3 separate regions of the Homo sapiens genome follow, and regions 1 and 2 are each linked to region 3. A link is a loop called in an ENCODE intact Hi-C map of the cell type or tissue named here. Cell type or tissue: OCI-LY7. All regions are shown on one strand. Region 1 overlaps GNB1 (G protein subunit beta 1). Region 2 holds the start of CDK11A (cyclin dependent kinase 11A). Region 3 holds the start of LOC124903822 (a long non-coding RNA gene).

What was found. Peaks named below come from ENCODE experiments on the same cell type or tissue, not always from the same donor. Only the 100,000 strongest peaks of a DNase experiment are listed, where the experiment ranks them.
Region 1: a loop joins it to region 3, with 2.9 times the contacts of the local background. A loop is called at or near these places in 13 of 110 quality-filtered maps.
Region 2: a loop joins it to region 3, with 7 times the contacts of the local background. A loop is called at or near these places in 5 of 110 quality-filtered maps.

The regions. Positions count from the first base shown.
Region 1 is chr1:1,830,472-1,838,471 of GRCh38, forward strand. All of the region lies in intron 2 of GNB1 (G protein subunit beta 1), which reads right to left. Among named protein-coding and RNA genes, the nearest start is that of NADK, 56 kb to the left of the region's middle. In OCI-LY7, no CTCF peak of the experiment used is centred here; DNase peaks (open chromatin) are centred at 3,210, 3,730, 4,800 and 5,170; H3K4me3 peaks cover 3,524 bases; H3K27ac peaks cover 6,318 bases.
Region 2 is chr1:1,720,349-1,728,348 of GRCh38, forward strand. CDK11A (cyclin dependent kinase 11A) reads right to left here and starts at 4,009. Exons shown (of 20, transcript NM_024011.4): 1 at 3,910-4,009; 2 at 2,360-2,483; 3 at 1,248-1,363. The coding sequence starts at 2,470. It also overlaps the pseudogene SLC35E2A. RefSeq lists enhancers at 3,892-4,121, 4,102-4,941. In OCI-LY7, CTCF peaks have their summits at 4,223 and 4,449; a DNase peak (open chromatin) is centred at 4,083; H3K4me3 peaks cover 1,251 bases; H3K27ac peaks cover 1,354 bases.
Region 3 is chr1:1,901,547-1,909,546 of GRCh38, forward strand. It overlaps LOC124903822 (a long non-coding RNA gene), which reads right to left and starts at 7,580. Exons shown (of 2, transcript XR_007065353.1): 1 at 5,681-7,580; 2 at 4,456-4,721. RefSeq lists enhancers at 6,050-6,199, 7,910-8,000 and silencers at 7,057-7,876, 7,897-7,946. In OCI-LY7, CTCF peaks have their summits at 4,855 (motif pointing left), 5,058 and 7,571 (motif pointing left); DNase peaks (open chromatin) are centred at 4,885, 6,055 and 7,685; H3K4me3 peaks cover 1,365 bases; H3K27ac peaks cover 2,946 bases.

The DNA of each region.
Region 1 (8,000 bases), 71 kb before region 3:
ATCTCCTGACCTCGTGATCCGCCCGCCTCAGCCTCCCGAAGTGCTGGGATTACAAGAGTGAGCCACCGCGCCCAGCCTTAATGTTACATTTTTTAAAAAAAATTTCTGTGAGGGTCTCACACTCTTGCCCAGGGTGGAGTGAGTGGCATGATCATAGCTCACTGCAGTTCAAGCCATCCTTCTACCTTAGCCTCCAGAGTAGCCAGGACTACAAGCAGACTCCACCCATCACACCCAGCTATTTTTGAAATTTTTGGTAGAGACGAGGCCTTGCTATGTTGCCCGGGCTGGTCTCAAACTCTTGGCTTCAAGTGATCCTCCTGCCAAGGCCTCCCAAAGCGCTAGACTCTAATCTATTGCATGAGCCACCACACCCAGCCTAAAGTTAACTTTTTAAAGTTACCTGATGCAGCCAGGTGCAATGGCTCAAGCCTATAATCCCAGCACTTTGAGAGGCTGAGGCAGGTGGATCACCTGAGGTTAGGAGTTCGAGACCAGCCTGGCCAACGTGGTGAAACTCCGTTTCTACTAAAAAATACAAAAATTAGCCAGGTGTGGTGATGCGTGCCTGTAATCCCACATACTCGGGAGGCTTAGGTGGGAGAACGGCTTGAACCTGGGAGGCGGAGGCTGCAGTGAGCAGAGATCGTGCCACTGCACTCCAGCCTGGGTGACAGAATGAGGCTCCATCTCAAAAAAAAAGTTACTTGATGCAATTCGCTGGGTATCGTGGAACGTGCCTGTAGTCCTACCTACTTGGGAGGCTGAGGTGGGAGGATCGCTTGAGTCCAGGAGTTCAAGGCTGCAGTGAGCTATGATAGCACCACTGCACTCCAATCTGGGCAACAGAGCAAGATCCTGTCTCTAAATAGTTACTGGAATAACTGTAACATATTGCTAAGAACAATAAGGAAGACAGTAATAATTTGGGAAAACGCTTACTATATACTAAGTCAAAAATAATATAAATTTGCATATAGTTATTTTATTTGAGACTGAGTCTAGCTCTGAGGCCCAGGCTGGATGGAGTGCAATGGCGCGATCTCGGCTCACTGCAACCTCCACCTCCTGAGTTCAAGCGATTCTCCTTCCTCAGCTTCCCAAGTAGCTGGGATTACAGGCATGCACCACCACACCTGGCTAATTTTTGTATTTTTAGTAGAGACAGGGTTTCGCCATGTTGGCCAGGCTGGTCTTGAACTCCTGACCTCAAGTCATCTGCCTGCCTCAGCCTCCCAAAGTACTGGGATTACACGCACCCGGTCACATGTAGTAATTGTAGCTGCTTTATTATAATTAAAATAGGTCTGGGCGCGGTGGCTCATGCCTGTAGTCCCAGCACTTTGGGAGGCTGAGGCTGGCAGATGGCTTGAGCTCAGGAGTTCAAGACCAGGCTGGGCAACAACATGGCAAAAACCTGGTCTCTACTAAAAATGCAAAAATTAGCTGGCGCAGTGGCACACGCCTGTAGTCCCAGCTACTTGGGAGGCTGAAGTGGGAGAATCCACTTGAGCCTGGGAAATTGAGGCTACAGTGAGCCATGACTGTTCCACTACACTCTAGCCTGAGCACATGGAGTGAGACCTTGTCTCAAAAAAAAAAAAAAAAGAAAAGAAAAAAGAAAAATATACTCACTTTAAAGAAAGATAGAATAGCATTTTTATTATAACTATTAGTCACGTTTTTCTACTAAACGTAATATTGATGCAGCTTCCTTTGAAAATTAAAGAATAAATGTAAATTTTAAAAGTCTTACTCACATTTAATTGCTCTTGCTTTTCTCTTCGCTTCCCTCAGTCCCCCAGACCTTCCAGAACACCCACCACCAGGTTTCCCTGGCCTGGGCTCCTCTCCTCCGGTGCCGACGTCACGGCTAAGCTCTGGCTGTGCTGACTCCAAGAGCCCGCCCGTCTAATCCACTAAGACAGGCTCTGCTAAGGCCTCATGTCTAGTCTTCCTGATGACCCATATCTGCCATTGGCTTTTATTCAGAATCTGAGTTTTGGAAATCCTTTTGAGAGAGATTTGAATAACTTAAAAGCAAGCAGGTGAAGGGATCTGCCCCTACTTTAGAACAACATCTTTGTGAGTCAAGTGTTAGCAAGATTTTTAAAGTCAGAATATTTCATATTTGCAATGCAATGTGCTCCGTGTAGTGCCTCTACCCTTCATGGCAATGCAGCAGCCCAGGCCTCTCATCCAGACCCCTGAGAGTCTAGGAGGGGCACCTCAGCGGTGCCCTCAGGACCCCATATTACACAGTCACCAATAACAACATTCAGGCTGCAAGTTTGCCAATGACAAAATAGGGTACAGATATTGAAAAATAATTTCAAGTTCTGGTTCTGCAACATACAAAGAATAATGCTTTCACTAAATTGTTTTTTACTCTAATCTGCTTAATTCAAAATGGGAATGGTGTTATCTATATCACAGAGCTAAAATGAAAATTAAATCAGACAACCAATCTGAAAGTGCTCTGTCAGTCTCACAGTGATTAAACTATGACGTGTACCTTTGACTAACAATCTCAAGGACAACAGGCACCATGCTCACCAAAGTGCACACATGTGGTCCCACCACCAAGCAGCAACAGGGCAGTCCTGAGTCACCTGGTCACCAGCTAGCCGCACACCCCTGAGCCTCCTGTGCAGCACTGGATGGCTGCATCTCTGGATGGTTTGGACAACTTCCGAAGTCCAAACCGGCCCCAGTGTCTTACACCGGGGCAGGAAATTTGCTAACTTGACCAAACACACAAGGATCACAGCTCACCTCCAAGACGAAGCAGCATTTTGAAAGAGAGGAGTTTGCATGAGGAATTTAAACCAATTTCACTCACTTTTCCATTTTTCTTTCATTCCCAAGTCCAGGTCAATCTCCAAAACTAAGACTGTGGGAATTCAAAGGGCAACGGAAAAAGTCCTCAGGCCCTGCTTCCCTTACGCACCGCTCCTAACAATACTGTGAGGAATAAGGGGAGCAGGGGACCACCGCAACTGATAAAGGACACGACCACTAACGCAGCTGCAGAGCAACGCATGCGCAGACCCTCCCTCCAACACAACAGGCACTGTAGAGCCTCAGCATGGTGCTGAGCAGCATGAACCAGGCTGGATTCTAGTTTGAGGGAGACAGAAGACAAACAGGTAAATCACGTGGAGTTACAGAGGCTGGGAGCGTACACAGTCACTGCGAACGGGTGAAGTGTGCCAACGAGGGCAGGGAGGATGCTGCTTTGCATGGCTGTTAGACATGACCTTGCTAATGGGCCAACATTTGAGCAGCAGGCAGATGGGCAAAAATAACACAACTGTTCTTGTTTGAGGTGCTATTTTTTGCAATGGTAACAATTTTAAAAATCTTACCTTAGGATTTTGCCTGTGCCTATAAAGTAATCTTAACGAAAAAGTGAATGTGACCAAAGCTCTAGAACTAGAAGACAGGGAAACATGTTCAATGACCCCACAGAGGCAACGGTACTACACAATGGCCTGGGAAACACTCCAGGACAGACGACCAGGCAGGTCGGTTAGTCTGTCTTTAACAAATAAACTTCAAGGGAAAAAGGAGAGAAAGCAAACAATGGAGGGAGGATTTCTGGACTAAGTGAAGAGACTCCCCAGAATCATCTCCTTCATGTCCCAGTCACAAGTGAGCTCACTCACCCATTAGACGCTGGCAACTGGGGGAAGGGCAGGAACTATGGTGTGCGGTCACAAAGCCCTCAGAAGGCAATTCTCCAGGGAGGGGTCTAACAGCCAGGGGTGAGCCAGTGAGGCACAGCTGCTAAGAGCTTACCTCTGACCCTTGGAACTCTGAAATCCCAGAAGTGGCTACTGACTCTCCCGAAGCCTTATTATTTCTCATGCATCACAAAAAACATCTGATCTCCCATTCTGCTCTCCCTTTTCTAACCCTGTTAGCCTATGGCCTCTTTTTGCTTTTAGGGCGGAGCACAAAATCTAGCACATACTAGGACAATTGGAAATCATTCAATAGATACACATCTTCAAACATGTTGAGGCCAAATTGGAAGTCCCACTTTGATCATTTCAAAGCCAAACTTTATATGTAACTGATGGAGTCTCATGAAATGAATGGCATCCATCCAGAAGACGGGTCTAACAGGGAAAGGTGGTGAGAAACTAACAATCATGCAGCGCACACAACAGAGGAGGCTAAACTCCAAGCACTTTTTTTTTTTTTTTTTTTGAGATGGAGTCTCACTCTGTTGCCCAGGCTGGAGTGCAGTGGTGCGATCTCGGCTCAGTGCAACCTCCGCCTCCCGGGTTCATGCCATTCTCCTGCCTCAGCCTCCCAAGTAGCCAGGACTACAGGCGCCTGCCACTATGCCCTGCTAATTTTTTAAATTTTTATTAGAGACGGGGTTTCACCGTGTTAGCCAGGATGGTCTTGATCTCCTGACTTCATGATCCGCCCACCTCAGCCTCCCAAAGTGCTGGGATTACAGGCGTGAGCCACTGCACCCGGCCTCCAAGCACCTTTTATAAGGGGCCTGGAAATCCTTAGGTTTAGGGAAAGACTGCTGTGTGCCATGCCATCTGCACTCCAGTATATAAAAATAATCTTTGTTTTTACATTTACTGCTGCAAACTACAATGAATACTATGTGCTTTCCCAACAGCAAATGGGCGGTGGGGGTTAGAATTCTGTTCCTAGAAAAACTTCCGTGTTTTTATTGGCATTTGCAGGTCCAGCCCACTTAAGCAGGACCAATGATGTCTGACAGCCCTGGCTGGAAGCAGAGTGACGCTTCATGGCAGGAAAGTTGGAAGCCCCAGGTTCTAACCCAGACTCTATCTCTTCTCACCAGGTGGCCTCCAGTAGGTTTCCTAACTTCTCTCTGCCTACATTTTTTTGTCTGAAAGTGGGGACAGTAATAGTCCCCACAGCTCATGCTATGACAATTCCATTAGAATCCATGCAAGCCCCTTAGAACCATGACTGACACAGTAAATGCTTACTAAATATGACTTGCTATGAAAGCAGGTGTAAAACTGTTGCCCTGAAAGTTTTAAGTAATGTCCAGAAAACTACCTCCTGCCTCACCTGCCACACTTTCCATCCAGTCAGTGCAGTAGGCCCTTTTGCAGAAATCAAAAATATATGTAGCAGTGGCAACCAGTGTAACAGTGGAGTTAATCAGATAGATGTGATACTTTGAAATCTGTGCATGTTGTTACATGTACAAGTCTTTATGAGAACATCTGCTTTCACTTCTCTTGGGCAGATTCCTAGCGGTGGAATGGCTGGATCATACTACAGGTGTGTGTTGAACATTCCAAGAAAATGCCAGGCCAGGTGCAGTGACTCATGACTATAATCTGAGCACTTTCCGAGGCAAGGCAGGAGGATCACTTGAGCCCAGGAATTGAAGACCAGCCTGGGCAACATACTGAGACCCCGTCTTACAAGAATTAAAAAAAGAAAAAAAAAAAAAAAAAAAAAGCCAGACATGGTAGTGCGTGCCTATAGTCCCAACTACTTAGGAAGCTGAGGCCAGAGGATCACTTGAGCCCAGGAGGTCATGGATGCAGTCAGCTATGATCACACCATTGTACTCCAGTCTAAGAGACAGAGTGAGACCCTATTTCAAAAAAACAAAAAACAAACTCAAAAAACAAAAAAAACCAACTCTTTTCAAAATGGTTATGCTGGGTCACATTCCCAACATCCTATAAGCAATGTGGAGAGTCCCGGCTCCTCACGCCCAACAACGCTGGGTGGGTGTCACAGCCATTCTAATGGGGGCGTGGGCTGTAGTCTCCATCTGCATCTCGCTGACTGCTGAGCTTCTGAGGCACTCAATTGCTGTCTATACAGTTTCTGGTAAAGTGTCTGTTCAAGTCACTTGCCTCTTTTTTATTGGGTTACCTGTTTTCTTAATATTGCTTTTTTTTTTTTTTTTTTTTTTGACACAGGGTCTCGCTCTGTTGTCCAGGCTGGAGTACAGTGGTGTGATCGTGACTCACTGCAGCCTCAACATCCCGGGCTCAAGTGATTCTCCCACCTCAGCCTCCCAAGTAGCTGGTACTACAGACACACAACACGATGCCTGGCTAAATTTTTTTTTTGGAGACAGTCTCGCTTTATCACCCAGGCTGGAGTGCAGTTGCACAACCTGGACTCACTGCAACCTCCACCTCCCAGGTTCAAGTGATTCTTGTGTCTCAGTCTCCCAAATGGCCGGGATTATAGGCATAAGCCACTACACCTAGCTAATTTTTGTATTTTTAGTAGAGATGGGGTTTCCCCATGTTGGCCAGGTTGTTCTCGAACTCCCAACCTCAGGTGATCCGCCTGCCTGGGCCTCCCAAAGTGCTGGGATTACAGGTGTGAGCCACCGTGCCCGACTGCTAACTTTTTTTTTTTTTTTTTTTTGAAGAGACAGGGGTCTCACTTTATTGCCCAGGATGGTATCGAACAACTGGCTTCAAGCAATCCTCCTCCCAAAGTGCTGGGATTACAGGTGTTAGCCATAGTACCTAGCCAAAATTGAGTTTTGAGAGTTCTTACCTATTCTGGATACAAGTCATCTAAAAGACATTTGCTAATATTTTCTGCCAGACTATGGTTTGTCTTTCGTTCTCTGTTTTTTCTAAGGAGCAGAAGTTTTAAATTTTGAACAAATTCAATTTATAAATGTTTTCTTTTACGCATTCTATCTTTGATCTCACATCTAAAAACTGTTTGCTTAATTCAAAATCTCATTTTTTCTAATTTTACGTTTTATATTTAGGTATATGATCCATTGAGTTAATTTTTTTTTTTTTTTTTGAGACGGAGTCTCACTCTGTCACCCAGGCTGGAGTGCAGTAGCGTGATCTTGGCTCACTGCAAGCTCCGCCTCCTGGGTTCATGCCATTCTCCTGCCTTGGCCTCCTGAGTAGCTGGGACTTCAGGTGCCCATCACCACGCCTGGCTAATTTTTTGTATTTTCAGTAGAGACGGGGTTTCATCGTGTTAGCCAGGATGGTCTCGATCTCTTGACCTCGTGATCCACCCTCCTTGGCCTCCCAAAGTGCTGGGATTACAGGCGTGAGCCACCATGCCTGGCCTTTTTGTTTTTGTTTTTGTTTTTTTGACACGGAGTCTCACTCTGTCACCAGGCTGGAGCACAACGGTGCAATCTCAGCTCACTGCAACCTCTGCCTCCTGGGTTCAAGCGATTCCCCTGCCTCAACCTCCTGAGTAGCTGGACTACAGGGGCGTGCCACCACACGTGGCTAAATCTTTTCCTTTGTATTTTCGTAGAGACGGGGTTTCACCATGTTGGCCAGGATGGTCTCGATCTCCAGACCTGATGATCTGCCCACCTTGGCCTCCCAAAATGCTGGGATTACAGGTGAGCCACCTTGCCTGGCCTGAGTTAATTTCTGTACATGATGTCAAGTTCTCCTTTTGCGTAAGAATATCCAATTGACTAACCAGGCGTGGTGGCTCACGCCTGTAATCCCACAGCTTTGGGAGGCCAAGGCGGGTGGATCACCTGAGGTCAGGAGTTCGAGACCAGCCTGACCAACATGGTGAAACCCCGTCTCTACTAAAAATACAAAAATTAGCTGGGTGTGGTGGTGAGCGCCTGTAATCCCAGCTAATTGGGAGGCTGAGACAGGAGAATGGCTTGAACCTGGGAGGGGGAGGTTGCAGAGAGCTGAGATTGCACCACTGCACTTCGGCCTGGGCAACAGAGCAAGACTCTGTCTCAAAAGAAAAAAAAGAATATCCAATTGTTCCAGCCCCTAATTGCTATTCAATTTAATTTTGCTTTTTAATTTAAAATTATTTCAAACTTCAAAGAGTTGCAAGAATAATACAAAGAAACCATGTACCCTCCTCACCCAGACTCACTCACTACGAACATGGCTTCATTATTCCCACTTTATTCAAACAAAAAGGTTTTTGTTTTGTTTTGTTTTCCTGAATCATGTTCACCTTACTTTTTTTTCTTTTCTTTTTTTTTTTTTGAGACGGAG
Region 2 (8,000 bases), 180 kb before region 3:
AGCCTCCCAAAGTGCTGGGATTACAGGTGTGAGCCGCCACGCCCGGCCTGTATTTATTTTTTTGAGATGGAGTCTCGCTCTGTTGCCCAGGCTGGAGTCCAGCGGCGCAATCTTGGCTCACTGCAACCTCTGCCTCCTGTCCCAGGTTCGAGCAATTCTCCTGCCTCAGCCTCCGGAGTAGCTGGGAGTACAGGCGTGCGCTACCACACCCAGCTAATTTTTATATTTTTAGTAGAGACGGGGTTTCACCATATTGGTCAGGCTGATCTGAAACTCATGACCTCATGATCCACCCGCCTCAGCCTCCCAAAGTGCTGGGATTACAGGCATGAGCCATCGCACCCGGACTTATTATTTTTTTCAGACAGAATCTTGCTATGTCCCCCAGGGTAGAATACAGAGGCACAATCTTGGCTCACTGCAACCTTTGCCTCCCACATTCAAGCAATTCTCCTGCCTCAGCCTCCTGAGTAGCTGGGACTACAGGTGTACACCACCATGCCAGGCTAATTTTTGTATTTGTAGTAGAGACAGGCTTTCACCAGTAACCCTAGGAAAGAGTAAACCTCAATAGTTGTAACAGCATGCCCTGTCACAGTAATCCTAGGTCGTGGCTCGCACCTGTAATCCCAGCATTTTGGGAGGCCGAGGTGGACGGATCACCAGGTCAGAAGATCGAGACCATCCTGGCTAATTTTTTGTATTTTTAGTAGAGACGGGGTTTCACCGTGTTAGCCAGGAGGCTGAGGCAGGAGAATGGTGTGAACCAGGGAGGCGGAGCTTGCAGTGAGCCGAGATGGCGCCACTGCACTCCAGCCTGGGTGAGCAAGACTCTTGAGACACCGTCTCAAAAAAAAAAAGAGTACACTTCAGTATTTACAACAGCACACTGAGCACACTGTCACAGTAACCCTAGGAAAGAGTAAACCTTAATAGTTACAATAGCACACCCCGTCACGTAACCCTAGGGAAGAGTAAACCTCAATAGTTAAAACAGCACACCCCGTCACAGTAGCCCTAGGAAAGAGTAAACCTCAATAGTTACAACAGCACACCCTGTCACGGTAACCTTAGGAAAGAGTAATCTCAGTAGTACAACAGCTACAACACGCCCTGTCACGGTAACTCTAGGAAAGAGTAAACCTTAATAGTTACAATAGCACACAGTTGTCACAGTGACCCTAGGAAGGACTGGCCAGGCCAGGGCTGTGTACAGTTGGGTCTTGCACATCTGTACATCCGCTCACCTGTCTTCCATTGAGTCTTCTCTTCTATACGGGGAGTTCCTTATTGTGATCTCCATGCAGTGATCTCTCAGCTCCCCCTCCTCAAGGGAATCCCGCTTGGAATCCCGGTCATCAGACTAAGAAGCAAAGAGAAAGTTAATCATTTTCTTTATAAGTTTTTTTTTCTTCATAGATAAAAGTATTTTTAATGATAATCAAACCTGGGCAACATCCCAAAACAAACTTTCACATGTACTCTGAATGAGCCAGTGTTATAAAATATAAAGAATTTTTGGCCAGGTGCAGTGGCTCACGCTTGTTAATCCCAGCACTTTGGGAGGCCGAGGCGGGTGGATCACGAGGTCAGGACATTAAGACCATCCTGGCTAACACGGAGAGACCCCATCTCTACTAAAAATACAAAAAATTAGCTTGGCATGTTGGTGAGCCCCTGTAGTCCCAGCTACTCAGGAAGCTGAGGTAGGAGAATGGTGTGAACCTGGCCCTGGGCGACAGTGCGAGATTCCGTCTCAAAAACAAAAAAAAAGCTAACAAAGTGAGCACATGCTATTGGAAAAATACTCAAAGCAGAGTTGCTACAAACCTTTAATTTGGAAAAATTTCAATATCTGTGAAGCATAATAAAGTGAAGTGCAAGGTATGCCTGTACTCACTAACATCCCAAATGATGCTACAAATCTTAGCAAAAGAGGTACTTTGCCAATGCCTCTTACCAAATTACTAAAAAGGTTTCCTGAGTACATTACCATGCAAACCAAGAAAGACGTAAAATATTTATATTAATTTCAAGGCAAGTTCCCACTATATTAAAAATACTTAGAGATAGTATTATGAATATACTAATAATGAACCGAGAAAAATTAGTCCAGTTTTGCTAATGACTTAACATTCAACGTATTTTATTCTCCATGTATGCTCAATCTAGACACAGCTTTAGTGTGTTAAATCTGCCTTTAATGTCAACTGAATATTAGAATACATTTTGGGCTCACCTGCGACATTTGGAAGTACAAAAGAACTTCACCGAAGAAGCGTTGTTCTAATGGAAAAATGAGGGCAAAGAAATTAAATCTCCTTTAAGAAAACCACTTACTTAAAAAAATATGGCTTACATTTTTTAAGCGTTTTATCTCTGCTTTCTCCTCTTGTTCCTTCCTTCGTTTCTTTTCCTGAAGAATTTCATCTAAAGTTTTCACTTTCCAAGAGTCCTTTTCATCACCCATTTGAGTTAAAACACTGCAAAAAGAAAAATAATTCAGCCTACATCAGGACACAGCAAGCTATGGTGCTGAACACTTGAACCTAGTCACTTTTGAGGGATTCAGAATAAATCCTCATTAAGAATAAGAAGTTGTGCCCGGCGCAGTGGCTCAAGACGGTAACCCTAGCACTTTGGGAGGCCGAGGCGAGCAGATCGCTGGAGTTCCGGAGTTCAACACCAGCCCGGGCAACATGGCAAAACCTCGTCTCTACAAAAAATACAAAAGTTAGCCCAGTGTGGTGGCGCGTGCCTGTATTCCTAGCTACAGGAAGGAGGCTGCTAGAGGCAGGAGGATCACTTGAATCAGAGAGGTCAAGGCTGCAATGAGCCAAGACTGCGCCACTGCACTCCAGCCTAGATAACAAAGTAAGACTTGGTTAAAAAAAAAAAAAAAAAAAGGTAAGCTCTAGGCTGAGGCGGGTGGATCACAAGGTCGGGAGGTCAAGACCAGCCTGGCCAACACGGCGAAAACCCTGTCTCCACTAAAAATACAAAACTTAGCTGGGCGTGGTGGCGGGTGCCTGTAATCCCAGCTACTCGGGAGGCCGAGGCAGCAGAATCGCTTGAATCCGAAAGGCGGAGGTTCCGGTGAGCCGAGGTCGCGTCACTGCACTCCAGCAAGACCCCGTCTCAAAAAAAAAAAAAAAAAAAAAAAAAAAAAAAAAAACAAGAATGATAAGTTGTAAGCCAGGCAAGGTGGCGAGCGCCTGTAGTCCCATATACTCTGCAAGCTGAGATGGGAGACCGATTGAGCCCAGGAGTTCCAGGCTGAAGTGCGCTTGTGAACAGCCACTGCGCTGCAGCATGGGCGACAAAAAAGAGTGATGGGTTCTGAAAAATGACCGCTTGAAATCAAGTCTCGTTTCTGTCATTCTTGTATGGTCTTGGGTAACGTAATTCACCTCAGTTCAGTCTTCCGTACAACCAGAATAACAACACCTACGTGATAGTATCGATCGCGGATTAAAGATCATCCGTTTAAAGGCTCTTAACTCAGGACCTGCCACTCATCAAACACTGCTTTTACTGTCAGAATCTGCTAGAAAGACCGCTTGGACTACGTGAAGCCACTAGCACACTGGACAGCTGCACCTTGAGACCGGGGAGATGCTCCGAGATGTGCTCGCGAACAAGGCCACCTGACCCGGGCACTGGGCTATTTCCTCGGGTTCAGTCCCGCACACTTGAGGTTCAGCCTGGCAGACGTTGGCTCCAGACAGCGTTTGGACCCGCCGCCTCCACCACCCAAAGTTCCGTGCGGGATGAGACTGTCCGCGGAAGCGAGGGTGTCGCTCGCCCCCGGGCCCGGGTCCGCCCCGCTCCGAGGCCTGCTCGGAAGAAAGACCTCGGTGCGCAGTTCTCGTCGCGCTCCCACACCTGGTCCGCCCAGTCGGAACTCACCCCTACGGGGCCGCGGCCGGTCCCTGAGCCTGAGAAGAAACAGCAACCGGCGCTCGCCAGAAGTATCCTCACTTCCTGTGTTGACGCCTAATGATGATATAATAGCCGACCTCTGGCCCAGAACTCAAGACGACAGGGGCTCGCTCTGTGCGGCACTTCCTGTGTCTGCGCGGGATGATGACGCATAAAACAGCGCTTGCTCAGGTCCAGGACTCCAAAAGAAACTGCGCCGTGAGCTGCACTTCCGACTTCGGCGCGGGCCGGGGCGCCGAGCAGAGCGACGCCGACTTTTGGAGCAGTTTGCGCCTGCGCGGAACGCGTGGCCGGCTTCCGGAATCCTACCGGGACTTTTCCGGTAGCGAAGCCCGCGCCTGTGCCAAGGCTTGCGAGCAGAATGCCTTCGCGATGGACGCCCGCATTCCACCCCCTTGACCGCTGGGACCCCTAGTGGCGGGTGGGTGGAGCGCGCTCCATTTACCTGCTGGTTACCTCGTGAGGCGCCTCAGGTCTGTGTGTCTTGTAAAGGCCGATCTCGGAATTTAACTCTGAACCTTACTCAGAAACAAAGCAGGGAGAGCTCTTACGATGTGATTTTATTTTATTTATTCATGTATTTACTTTTGAGTCGGAGCCTTGCTCTGCCGCCCAGGTTGGAGTGCAGTGGCGTGGTCTTGGCTCACTGCAGCCTCCTCCCGGGTTCAAGGAATTTTCCTGCCTCAGCCTCCCGAGTAGCTGGAACCACAGGCCCGCGCCACCACGCCCGGCTAATTTTTATATTTTTGGTAGAGACGAGGTTTCGCCATATTGGCCAGGCTGGTCTCGAACTCCTGACCTCAAGTGATCCGCCTGCTTCGTCCTCCTAAAGTGCTGGGATTACAGGCGTGAGCCACCGCGCCGGGCCTTTTACAATGTGATTTTGAAGCTGACACTGGCAGTGGGTCCTCAAAGTGCAGACTCACTGGGTATGGTGCTTCCCCCAACTCCCAGGGCCCCACTCCAAACCCATGGATTCAGAGCATTGCAGGAGAAGAGGATAAAACGAGCAATTAATTCCCTTTCCATATGTCAGGTTTTCCTCTTGCCTTGAAAAGTCACAGAAAAATGCTTTAGACATCTGAATCTCAGGAAACAAACAATGGAAGATAAACATCCGCATTTACTGGGCCTGAAATGGGAAAATGAAAGATGTGGCAAGAAACTGACAAGGGCCCAAGAAGGGCGATGGGTATCGGAATTCTTTTCATCCCGGAATGAAATGCTGCTTGCTTTGTGTACCCAAGCTCTTTTTTTATTTTTATTTTTTTGAGACGGAGTCTCGCTCTGTTGCCCAGGCTGGAGTGCAGTGGCGCGATCTCGGGTCACTGGAAGCTCCGCCACCCGGATTCACGCCATTCTCCCGCCTCCACTCCATTCGCCCGCATTAGGCTCCTGAGTACCTGTGACTACAGGCGCCTGCCACCATGCCCGGCTAATTTTTTTTTTATTTTCGGTAGAGACGGGGTTTTACCGTGTTAGCCAGGATGGTCTCAATCTCCTGACCTCGTGATCAGCCTGCCTCTGCCTCCCAAAGTGCTGGGATTACAGGCGTGAGCCACCGCGCCTGGCCTCCCCCAAGCTCTTAATGTTGCTTCCTGAGTTCTTGGTAACTGGGGAAATCTCCCTATTTTTTTATTTTTATTTTTTTTTGAGACGGAGTCTTGCTCTGTCGCCCAGGCTGGAGTGCAGTGGCGCAATCTCGGCTCACTGCAAGCCCCACCTCCCGGGTTCAACGCCATTATCCTGCGAGCCTCAGCCTGCCGAGTAGCTGGGACTACAGGCACCCGCCACCGCGCCTGGCTAATTTTTTGTATTTTTTTTAGTAGAGACGGGGTTTCACTGTGTTCGCCAGGATGGTCTCGATCTCCTTACCTTGTGATTCGCCCGCCTTGGCCTCCCAGAGTGCTGGGATTACAGGCGTGAGCCACTGCGCCTAGCTATTTTTATTTTTTCTGATAGGGAGACTCGCTCTGGCCCAGGCTGGAGGGCAGTGGCGGGATCTCCGCTCATTGCAAGCTCCGCCTCCTGGGTTCACGCCATTCTCCCGCCTCCACTCCATTCTCCCATCTTAGGCTCCAGAGTAGCTGGGCCACCATGCCCGGCTAATTTTTTGTATTTTTAGTTGAGACCGGGTTTCACTGTGTTAGCCAGGATGGTCTTGATCTCGTGACCTCGTGATCTGCCTGCCTTGGCCTCCCAAAGTGCTGGGATTACAGGCGTGAGCCACAGCACCCTGCCCTTTTTTTTGAGAAATAAGTCTCACTGTGTCACCCAGGCTGGAGTAGAGTGACACAATTTTGGGTAACTGCAGCTTCCACCTCCCAGGTTCAAGTGATTCTCCTGCCTCAGCCTCCCGAGTAGCTGGGACTACAGGCGCCCACCACTACGCCCGGCTAATTTTTTTGTGTTTTTAGTTGAGACGGGGTTTCACTGTGTTAGCCAGGATGGTCTTGATCTCATGACCTTGTGATCTGCCTGCCTTGGCCTCCCAAAGGGTTGGGATTACAGGCGTGAGCCACAGCACCTTTTTTTTTCTGTTTTGAGAGAAAGTCTCGCTGTGTCACCCAGACTGGAGTGCAGTGGCACAATTTTGGGTAACTGCAGCCTCCGTCTCCTGGGTACAAGTGATTCTCCTGCCTCAGCCTCCCGAGTAGCTGGGATTATAGGCGTGCGCCACCACACCTGGCTAACTTTTGTATTTTTAGTAGCGACAGGGTTTTGCCATGTTGGCCAGGCTGGTCTTGAACTCCTGACCTAAAGTATCTGCCCACCAGCCTCCCAAAGTGCTGGAATTATAGTCATGAGCCACCGTGCCCGGCCAAAAATCTCCAGTTTACCCTTCCTTTGTGAAATCTGTTGAGTACCCAAATGCAGCCACTCATGTCAAACCCTAACAAAATCGACCCCAGAGCCCACGAGGAGGGGGTGGCCTCGCACTTGCGCTTGATAGGAGCTGCCACAAAGGCCTTTCCCAACCAGAACTTTGGGTCCAGCCACTTCTGTGAAGAGCCTCTTTGCTAGCAATAGCCAGCCCCACCGGTGAACAAAGTAGCATGAACACCAGAGGTCCACAAGGAAGAAAACAAAGCAGTCCATATTTAACATTTATTTTACTTTGCTGAGCAAGAATCATAGACAGCTACTACCACGGCTGCTTCGTTTGGACAAAAATAACCAGGAGGCATCCACGGGATTAGTTACACGGTATCAACTTACCACCACAGCAGAATCAACAGTGACTCGCTAATTAACAGAACCGTTTGCTAGAAAGCACTAATCTAGTTATATAAATACTGAAATAGGTCACATGCAAAACACTATAAACGTTTTGTGTGATGTACTTTTAGTTCTCCATAGTTTTGTTTGGTATAAAGGAAATATAATTTGGCTGTGACGTAGACTGTTGATGTAATTTTCAAGTTTTCCTGTATGGGGAAAGTTGCCCTGACTGTGGCCCTTTTCAAGGTGGAGCCTCCAACACCACGTTGGCAGATTCAGACTCCGTGAACAGTCTAAATGAGCAAGTCAGCTGAATGCCACTTTCAGATGGAAGGGAAATGAGATGGAAAACAACAAAAAAGGACTGCCAGGCGGAACAGTTTCCAACCGAGTTTTCGTTGAGTGAGGATCCAGCAGCCATCAAACTCAAACATAGGGGCCCGCAGGGAAACTGGAGGAAATACTTCAGAGACAGCAAAGCTGAAGGTTTCTGTGCTCTGAGGGATCCGAGAGTGGATGTCCCACTCCTGTATCCTCAGCCAGACACAGAACTAGCCAGATTCATTAGGGAAGCTCAGATGCTCTCATTCTATAAAGTAAGGCCCCCAGCAGGGCACGTACATACATTGGGAAAGAAGAAACCCCTTAGTACCATGTTGGTCAAAGGCAAGAGAGAGAATTCTATTTCCATCTGGAATGTCATTCTTGTTTACTTCTTCCAACAGTGAAATACTTCCAGGCCTTCGAAAGGCCATCCTTTGGACACATGTAAAAAGCTGTCTTGTTGGCCCGTTATTCCCACTGACCCGTCTGAGTGATCACCCAGGAGCGCGGCG
Region 3 (8,000 bases):
TTGAGGAAGAAGCTCAGGCAGCTCAGGAGATTCATCTTCCCAGGGGCGGCACCCCGGACGGGGCTCCTCCTACACCTGTCGGGGAAACAGTTCGCACCTGTGGCCTCAGCTGGTGGGTGGCTGGTCCAGCCACCAAGGTTTTCCTGACTGCGAGGCCCCTAGAGGTGCCCAGCTAAGGGGCTGCGGAGGGCAGAGCCTTCCCGAGCCCCCTGCCCACTGCCCTCTTGGGCCCTGCCAGGTAAGGGGCAGCCCAGAGATGGACCCAGAGTCCAACCTGCCTGCCCTGGAGCTGCCCTTCTGTCCCAAAGAAGCAGCTGGAGGTCACTGACAGGCAGATGCCAGCAGGGCCCTTTCCAGCAGTGGGTGGCCATGAGTAGCCTTCCCTGGAAGCAGGGGACCTGGTCAAGGCTCTCTCAGGATAGAGAGGCACCTAGAGGGGAAGGGCCAGGGGTCCTCCCAGGCTGGAGCTGCACTCCCACAGTGCAGCTGCTCACTGGGCGGAGCTCTTCGCCACGCCACACCGGGCTGCACGGGTCACAACAGTGCCTCGGGGGGCCGTCCTCTCCAACAGAAGACCCCACCACACTGCCCCGCCCTGTGAAGAGGTCAGGGACTCTATCTTTCTCTCTGGGTGCCAGGGTCCCACCTGCTGTCCCCACCCCCCACCCAGCTCAGGGCCCAGAGGTCTCCACAAGGGACTTCCTCCACACGCCCCACGCCCTTGGTGACTTGCTGGCTCCCCTTTGTTGGGTTCTGCCTCATGAGCTACTGTAAAAAAAAAAAAAAAGTGGTAAAGCCTGGGGGCGGTGGCTCACGCCTGTAATCCCAGCACTTTGGAAGGCCGAGGCGGCCAGATCACAAGGTCAGGAGATCGAGACCATCCTGCCTAACACGGTGAAACCCTGTCTCTACTAAAAATACAAAAAAATTAGCCGGGCATGGTGGCGGGCACCTGTAGTCCCAGCTGCTTGGGAGGCTGAGGCAGGAGAATGGCGTGAACCCGGGAGACGGAGCTTGCAGTGAGCTGAGATCACGCCACTGCACTCTAGCTTGGGCGACAGAGCGAGACTCTGTCTCAAAAAAAAAAAAAAGTGATAAAATACACATAAAATTTATCATTTTAACTATTTTTTATTTTTATTTATTTATTTTTAAATTTTTATTTTTTTGAGATGGCGTCTTGCTCTGTCGCCCAGGCTGGAGTGCAATGGCGTGATCTCGGCTCACTGCAACCTCTGCCTCCCGGGTTCAAGCGATTCTTCTGCCTCAGCCTCCCAAGTAGCTGGGACTACAGGCGCCTGCCACCATACCCAGCTAATTTTTATGCTTTTAATAGAGATGGGGTTTCACCATGTTGGCCAGGATGGTCTCAATCTCTTGACCTTGTGATCCGCCCGCCTTGGCCTCCCAAAGTGCTGGGATTACAGGCGTGAGCCACCATGCTCGGCCTATTTTTTTTCTTTTCTTGGTATGGGGGATCTCACTACGTTGCCCATGCTGGACTCAAACTCCTGGGCCTCCCTAGCAGCTCCGACTACAGGTGCACGCCACTGCACCGGGTGTGCTGTAACCATTTTCGAGTGTACAATGTGTGGCATTTAGCACATTCCCAGTGCTGCGTAGCCGTCAGCACCCCTGCATCAGAACACTTCACTGCCTCCAAGAAAACCCCATGCCCATTAAACAGCCACACCACCCTCCTCCACCCCCCTGGTCCTGGTAACCTCGGTTCCACCTTCTTTTGTGAATCTGGCTGTCGTAGATGCCTCCTGCCAGTGGAACACACAGCCTGTGACCCTTCATGTCTGGCTTCTTCCACCAAGCATAGGTCTCCAGGTTCATCTGCATCACAGCATGTCTCCGTACTTCCTTCCTCTTTACGGCTGAATAATATTCCACTTTATGGATATACCACATTTTACCCATACATTCATGAATGGATATTTGGGTTGTTTCCACCTTTTGGCTTTTTTTTTTTTTTTTTTTTTGAGCCAGAGTCTCGCGCTGTCGCCCAGCCTGGAGTGCAGTGGCGCGATCTTGGTTCACTGCAAGCTTCGCCTCCCGGGTTCACGCCATTCTCCTGCCTCAGCCTCCTGAGTAGCTGGGACTACAGGCGCCCGCCATCATGCCTGGCTAATTTTTTTGTATTTCTTAGTAGAGACAGGGTTTCACCGTGTTAGCCAGGATGGTCTTGATCTCCTGACCTTGTGATCTGCCTGCCTCAGCCTCCCAAAGTGCTGGGATTACAGGTGTGAGCCACTGTGCCTGACCGGCTTTTTTTTTTTTTTTTCTTAAATAGAGACAGAGGCCAAGCACAGGGGCTCAATAGTTGTAATCCCAGCACTTTGGGAGGCCGAGGCGGGTGGATCACCTGAGGTCAGGAGTTTGAGACCAGCCTGGCCAACATGGCGAAACCCTGCCTCTACTAAAAATACAAAAATGGGGGCCAGGTGCGGTGACTCACGCCTGTAATCCCAGCACTTTGGGAGGCCGAGGCGGACAGATCCCCTGAAGTCAGGAATTCAAGACCAGCCTGGCCAACATGGCAGAACCCTGCCTCTACTGAAAATACAAATATTAGCCGGGCATGGTGGCACGCGCCTGTAATCCCAGCTACTCGGGAGGCTGAGGCAGGAGAATCACTCAAACCTGGGAGGCGGAGGTTACAGTGAGCTGAGACTGCGCCACTGCACTGCAGCCTGACGACAGAGCTACAAACACAAAAAATTAGCCACGCATGGTGGCACACACCTATAATCCCAGCTACTTAGGAGGCTGACACAACAGAATCACTTGAACCTAGGAGGCAGAAGTTGCAGTGAGCTGAGACCGCGCCATTACACTCCAGCCTGGGCAACAAGAATGAAACCCGGTCTCAAAATAAATAAATAAATAAATAAATAATATAAAATAAATAAATAATTAGAGACAGGGTCTCGCTCTGTGGTGGGGTTGGAGTGCAGTGATGCAATCATGGCTTGCTGCAGCCTCAACCTCCTTGGCTCAAGTGATCCTCCTGCCTTGGCCTCCCAAGTAGCTGGGAATAGAGGTGCCTGCCACCATGCCTGGCTAATTAAAACAAATTTTTTTTGTAGAGATGGGGTCCCATCCTATTGCCCAGGGTGGTCCTTTAGCTATTATAAACAATGCTGTTATACACATTCCTTTTTTTCCCAAGACAGAGTCTCACTCCATCGCCCAGGCTGGAGTGCAGTGGTGTGATATTGGCTCACTGCAACCTCCGCCTTCCGGGTTCAAGCGATTCTCCTGCCTCAGCCTCCTGAGTAGTTGGGAATACAGGCGTGCCCACCATGCCTGGCTAATTTTTGCACTTTTAGTAGAGATGGGGTTTCACCATGTTGGCCAGGCTGGTCTTGAACTCCTGACCTCAGGTGATCTGCCCCCCCTCAGCGTCCCAAAATGCTGGGATTGCAGGCGTGAGCCACTGTGCTTGGCCACACACATTCTTTTGTTTGAACATCTGTTTTAAATTCTTTGGGACATATACCTAGGACCAGAGTTGCTGGGTAATATGGTAACTTTTTTTGATTTTTTTGAGACAGAGTCTTGCTTTGTTGCCCAGGTTGGAGTGCAGTGACATGATACTAGCTCACTGCAACCTCCGCCTCCCAGGTTCAAGCAATTCTCCTGTCCCAGCCTCCCGAATAGTTGGGATTACAGGTGTGCACCACCACATGCGCATAATTTTTATTTTTAGTAGAGATGGGGTTTCGCCATGTTGGCCAAGCTGGTCTCAAACTCCTGACCTCAGGTGATCTACCCGTCTCAGCCTCCCAAAGCGCTGCTATTATAGGCAGAAGCCACTGCATCCGGCCTTTATTTTTATTTTTTGAGACAGGGTCTCACTCTGTCACTCAGGCTGGGGTGCAATGGCACCATCACGGCTCAGTGCAGCTTCTACCTCCCAGGCCCAAGTAAACTCCCAAGTAGCTGGGATCACAGGCAGGTGCCACCATGCCCGGCTAATTTTTTTTTTTTTTTTGAGACAGAGTCTCGCTCTGTCACCCAGGCTGGAGTGCAGTGGCATGATCTCAGCTCACTGCATGCTCCAACTCCCAGGTTCACGCCATCCTCCTGCCTCAGCCTCCCCAGTAGCTGGGACTACAGGCGCCCGCCACCACGCCTGGCTATTTTTTTTTTTTTTTTTGAGACAGAGTCTCACTCTGTTACCCAGGCTGGAGTGCAATGGCACGATCTCGGCTCACTGCAAACTCCGCCTCCCAGGTTCACGCTATTCTCCTGCCTCAGCCTCCCGAGTAGCTGGGACTACAGGCGTCTGCCACCATGCCTGCCTAATTTTTTTTGTATTTTTTAGTAGAGACAGGGTTTCACAGTGTTAGCCAGGATGGTCTCGATCTCCTGACGTCGTGATCTGCCCGCCTCGGCCTCCCAAAGTGCTGGGATTACAGGCATGAGCCACTGCGCCCGGCCATGCCCAGCTAATTTTTTTTTAATGTTTTGTTTGTAGACAGAGGGTATCCCTATGGTGCCCAGGCTGGTCTCGAACTCCTGGGCTCAAGAGATCCTCCCACTTCAACCTCTCACTGTGGTGGGATGACAAGAGTGATCCACCGTGCCTGGCCTTGTTCTTTGTTTTCAAGATTGTTCTGATTATTCAGGGCCCTTGCAATTCCACATGAATTTGAGGATCAGCTTTTCCATTCTTGCCAAAAAGGCCATTAGCATTCATCACCTGTTTTCTGAAAAAAGATAAATTCTGAGCACAGGCCACAGTGTGGTGTCTTAGTCCTTCCAGCCTAACACGCTGACCAGTGGGGTCAGCTCACCAAGGGCAGGCGACAGCGTGATGGGAAGCAGCGGGGCTCTGAGCAGGGACATGACCCCCTCTGGCGGCTGAGAGGAGAACGTCCCGTAGGGCCAGGGTGACCAGAGAGGAGTGCAGATGGGCTGTGAAGGTTGGGCAGGGCTGAGTATTCCTGAGTGACAGATTTGCTGGTGGCACAGGGTCGAGGGCAGTGGGGGAGTCGAGGCTGACACCTGGGTGTTGTAAGCAACGGGGCAGCAGAGCCGTTACAGCGGAGGTGGGAGAGCATGGGCTGCTTTTTGGACCTTTTTAGCATGAGATGCTTCTAAATGTTTGGGTGGAGAAGCAGGCATGGGGAGGGTGTCTCAGGGGCCTGCAGAGCCACAGGCTGGCAGGGCACATGGTGGGGACATGTGTAGCTGAGGACTGTCCTGGAGCTGCCAATATCCCTGCAGGAGGGACTCCTGGGAGTGCTGGCCTGGGCGTGGGGAAGATGGGCAGTGTCCACCCAGGCCAGCTTGGCCAGCCCTTGGGAGTGGCTGAAGCTCTCTGGGGGTAGGCGTGAGAGGCAGGCCTGCCCCTCTCAGACTGGGTGTTGCCCCCAGGCCTGGGCTCCACTAGTTCCCATCTTCAAGGCTTGGAGATAACAGGCCTTGGCCTCAGGGAGTCCAGAATGTACAATGTCAGCCCAGCCCATCAGGGCAGTGGAGTCCCTGGGACTCATGACTGGGACCCAAGTGCAGCCCCGACATCTTCTGAAGTGGAGGCAGGCACCACAGCACATGCCCTGGGGCAGGAGGGGGCAGCTGTGGCCCTTCAGCAGGGCCATCCAGGCCCAGGGCTCCATGCAGAACCCCCAGGGTCTCAGCCCCTTGACTCCTAGGCAGGACTCACCCCAAAGCCACGGCCTTCTCCTGGGACTGCCCCTGGGGCCTGAGGCTGTTTGTCTAGAATGCTGTCCTGAGGCTCCAGCATGCTCCAGCGTGTGTCTCCTGGGAGCTGATGCAAGGTTTGCTTGGAGGAGGCAATAAGGGGTGGGGTACGGCATGGGGACCAGTGAGGTCCTGGAGGGGGCACAGGCCAAGGTGGTGGTCTGGGAGGCCTGAGGGCATGGGGGCTGCCCAGGGGTGGAAGAGGACCCCAAGCAGCAGGGATTTGGGTGGAACCAGGAGTCCTCAAGCAGGGGTGCTGCCCCTCCTGGGGAGGCTGGGCCTGCAGGTGCTGGGTGTTTTGGAAACCAGCAGGTGTGGCCAGGCACGTGGCCCCTGGAGCCTGTGGCTGACGCACATCTGAGACTGGCTGGGCGCTGCTGCACGCCTCCTGGAGCTCTGCCCAGGCTTGCCCTGGGGTCCCCTGGGGGTAGGCCCAGCCTGTCCACCAGACTTTTTTTTGTTTTTTGAGACGGAGTCTTGCCCTGTCGCCCAGGCTGGAGTGCAGTGGCGCGATCTCGGCTCACTCCAAGCTCCGCCTCCCGGGTTCACGCCATTCTCCCGCCTCAGCCTCCCGAGTAGCTGGGACTGCAGGCACCCGCCACTATGCCCGGCTAATTTTTTTGTATTTTTAGTAGAGACGGGGTTTCACCATTCACAGGATGGTCTCGATGTCCTGACCTCATGATCCGCCCACCTTGGCCTCCCAAAGTGCTGGGATTACAGGCGTGAGCCACCGCGCCCGGCCTTTTTTTTGAGATGGTCTCCCTATGTTGCTCAGGCTAGAGTGCAGTGGCGAGCGCGACATGGGCTCACTGCAACCTCGCCTCTCAATCACAAGCAATTCTCCTTCCTCAGTTTCCCAAGTTACTGGGATTACAGGCATGTGCCACCACGCCCGGCTAATTTTTGTATTTTTTTGTAGAGTTGTGGGTGGGGAGTTCGCCATGTTGGCCAGGCTGGTCTTAAACTCCTGACCTCAAGTGATCCGCCTGCCTCTGCCTCCCAAAATGTTGGGATTACATGTGTGAGCTACCTAGGGCCCGGCCCCCATCATACTTCTAAGGGTCTGTCTCTCCTGCCCTGCGGCCTCTCCAGCAGCCCCTGGGGACCACGGGGTCAGGCCTTGATTGGGCACCGAGCTGGGACCTCTGGGAGTGACCATGGGGAGGAAGCCCCCCATCACTGCAGAGGGTGGCAGGAGTGAGGGGCTGAGTCAACCTGACTCCTGGGGCCCTGCTGAGGCCAGATCCATGCCCGCCCGAGCCCAGGGCCTGCCCGTCTCAGGCTGGGTGTTGCCCCAGGCCCGGACTCCGGCAGTCCCCATCTGCGGTCCCTTTTGGGAGCTGGAAGGAGGCGGGACAGGACGGCTGCGGGGGTGCAGGGGCTCCTGGGCCACCGGGCGCGCTGGGGCACGCGCTGCAGGGAGGATCTGGGGCTCCTGGTACGTTTGGACAACATGACCCAGCTGCTGTCACATTCGAACGAGGCTGAAGAGGACGCGGACGGAGGAGCCCCGGAACCTGGCTGCCACTGCGCCCCGAGGTGGAGCAGGGAGTCGGGCCGAGCCCTCCGCGGCGCGGGCGGCTGCTGGCGAGGGGCCTCTCGGGAGCCGCGGTCGGGGCACCCTGCGGGGCCGCAGCCGGCGCCTCCGTTCGTTCCCGGCGACGGTGGGAGTCCGGAAGGGAAACTCACAGGGCCGTGTGTGACCGAGGACGGAGGGCGGCGCGGACGGCGCCGTGTTCGCAGTGCTCGAAATCCCCACGACCGGCCTCGGACGGCGACCCCGGCCGGCCCAGCTCCCACTCCAAGCGGGGTGACGCCAGACGCCCAGGCCCCGGGACCGCCCCGAGTCCGCGCGGCCTGCGAGCGCCGTCTGGTGGGAAAGCGCGGAGCTTCCGACGCGGGGCGGGGCTTCCAGGTGGGGCGGGGCCGAGACAGGGTGGGGCGGGCGTCAAGGCGGGCCGTGGGGGGGGGGGGGGAAGTGACGGGGCGTGGCCGGATGACGGGGCGTGGCCGGGTGACGGGGCGGGGCCGGGTGATCCGGGCTCCCCCGCCTTTCCCCGCCGCCGCTAGGACGCACGGCGGTGGCGAGCACCGGCTCCCACAGGCTGTGCCACGTGAACGTCAAGCAAGAAGCGAGAGACGGCCGCGCGCGGTGGCTCACGCCTGTAATCCCAGCACTTTGGGAGGCCGAGGCGGGCGGATCACCTGAGGTCAGGAGTTGGAGACCAGCCTGGCCAACATGGCGAAACCCCGTCTCTACCGAAAGTACAAAAATTAGC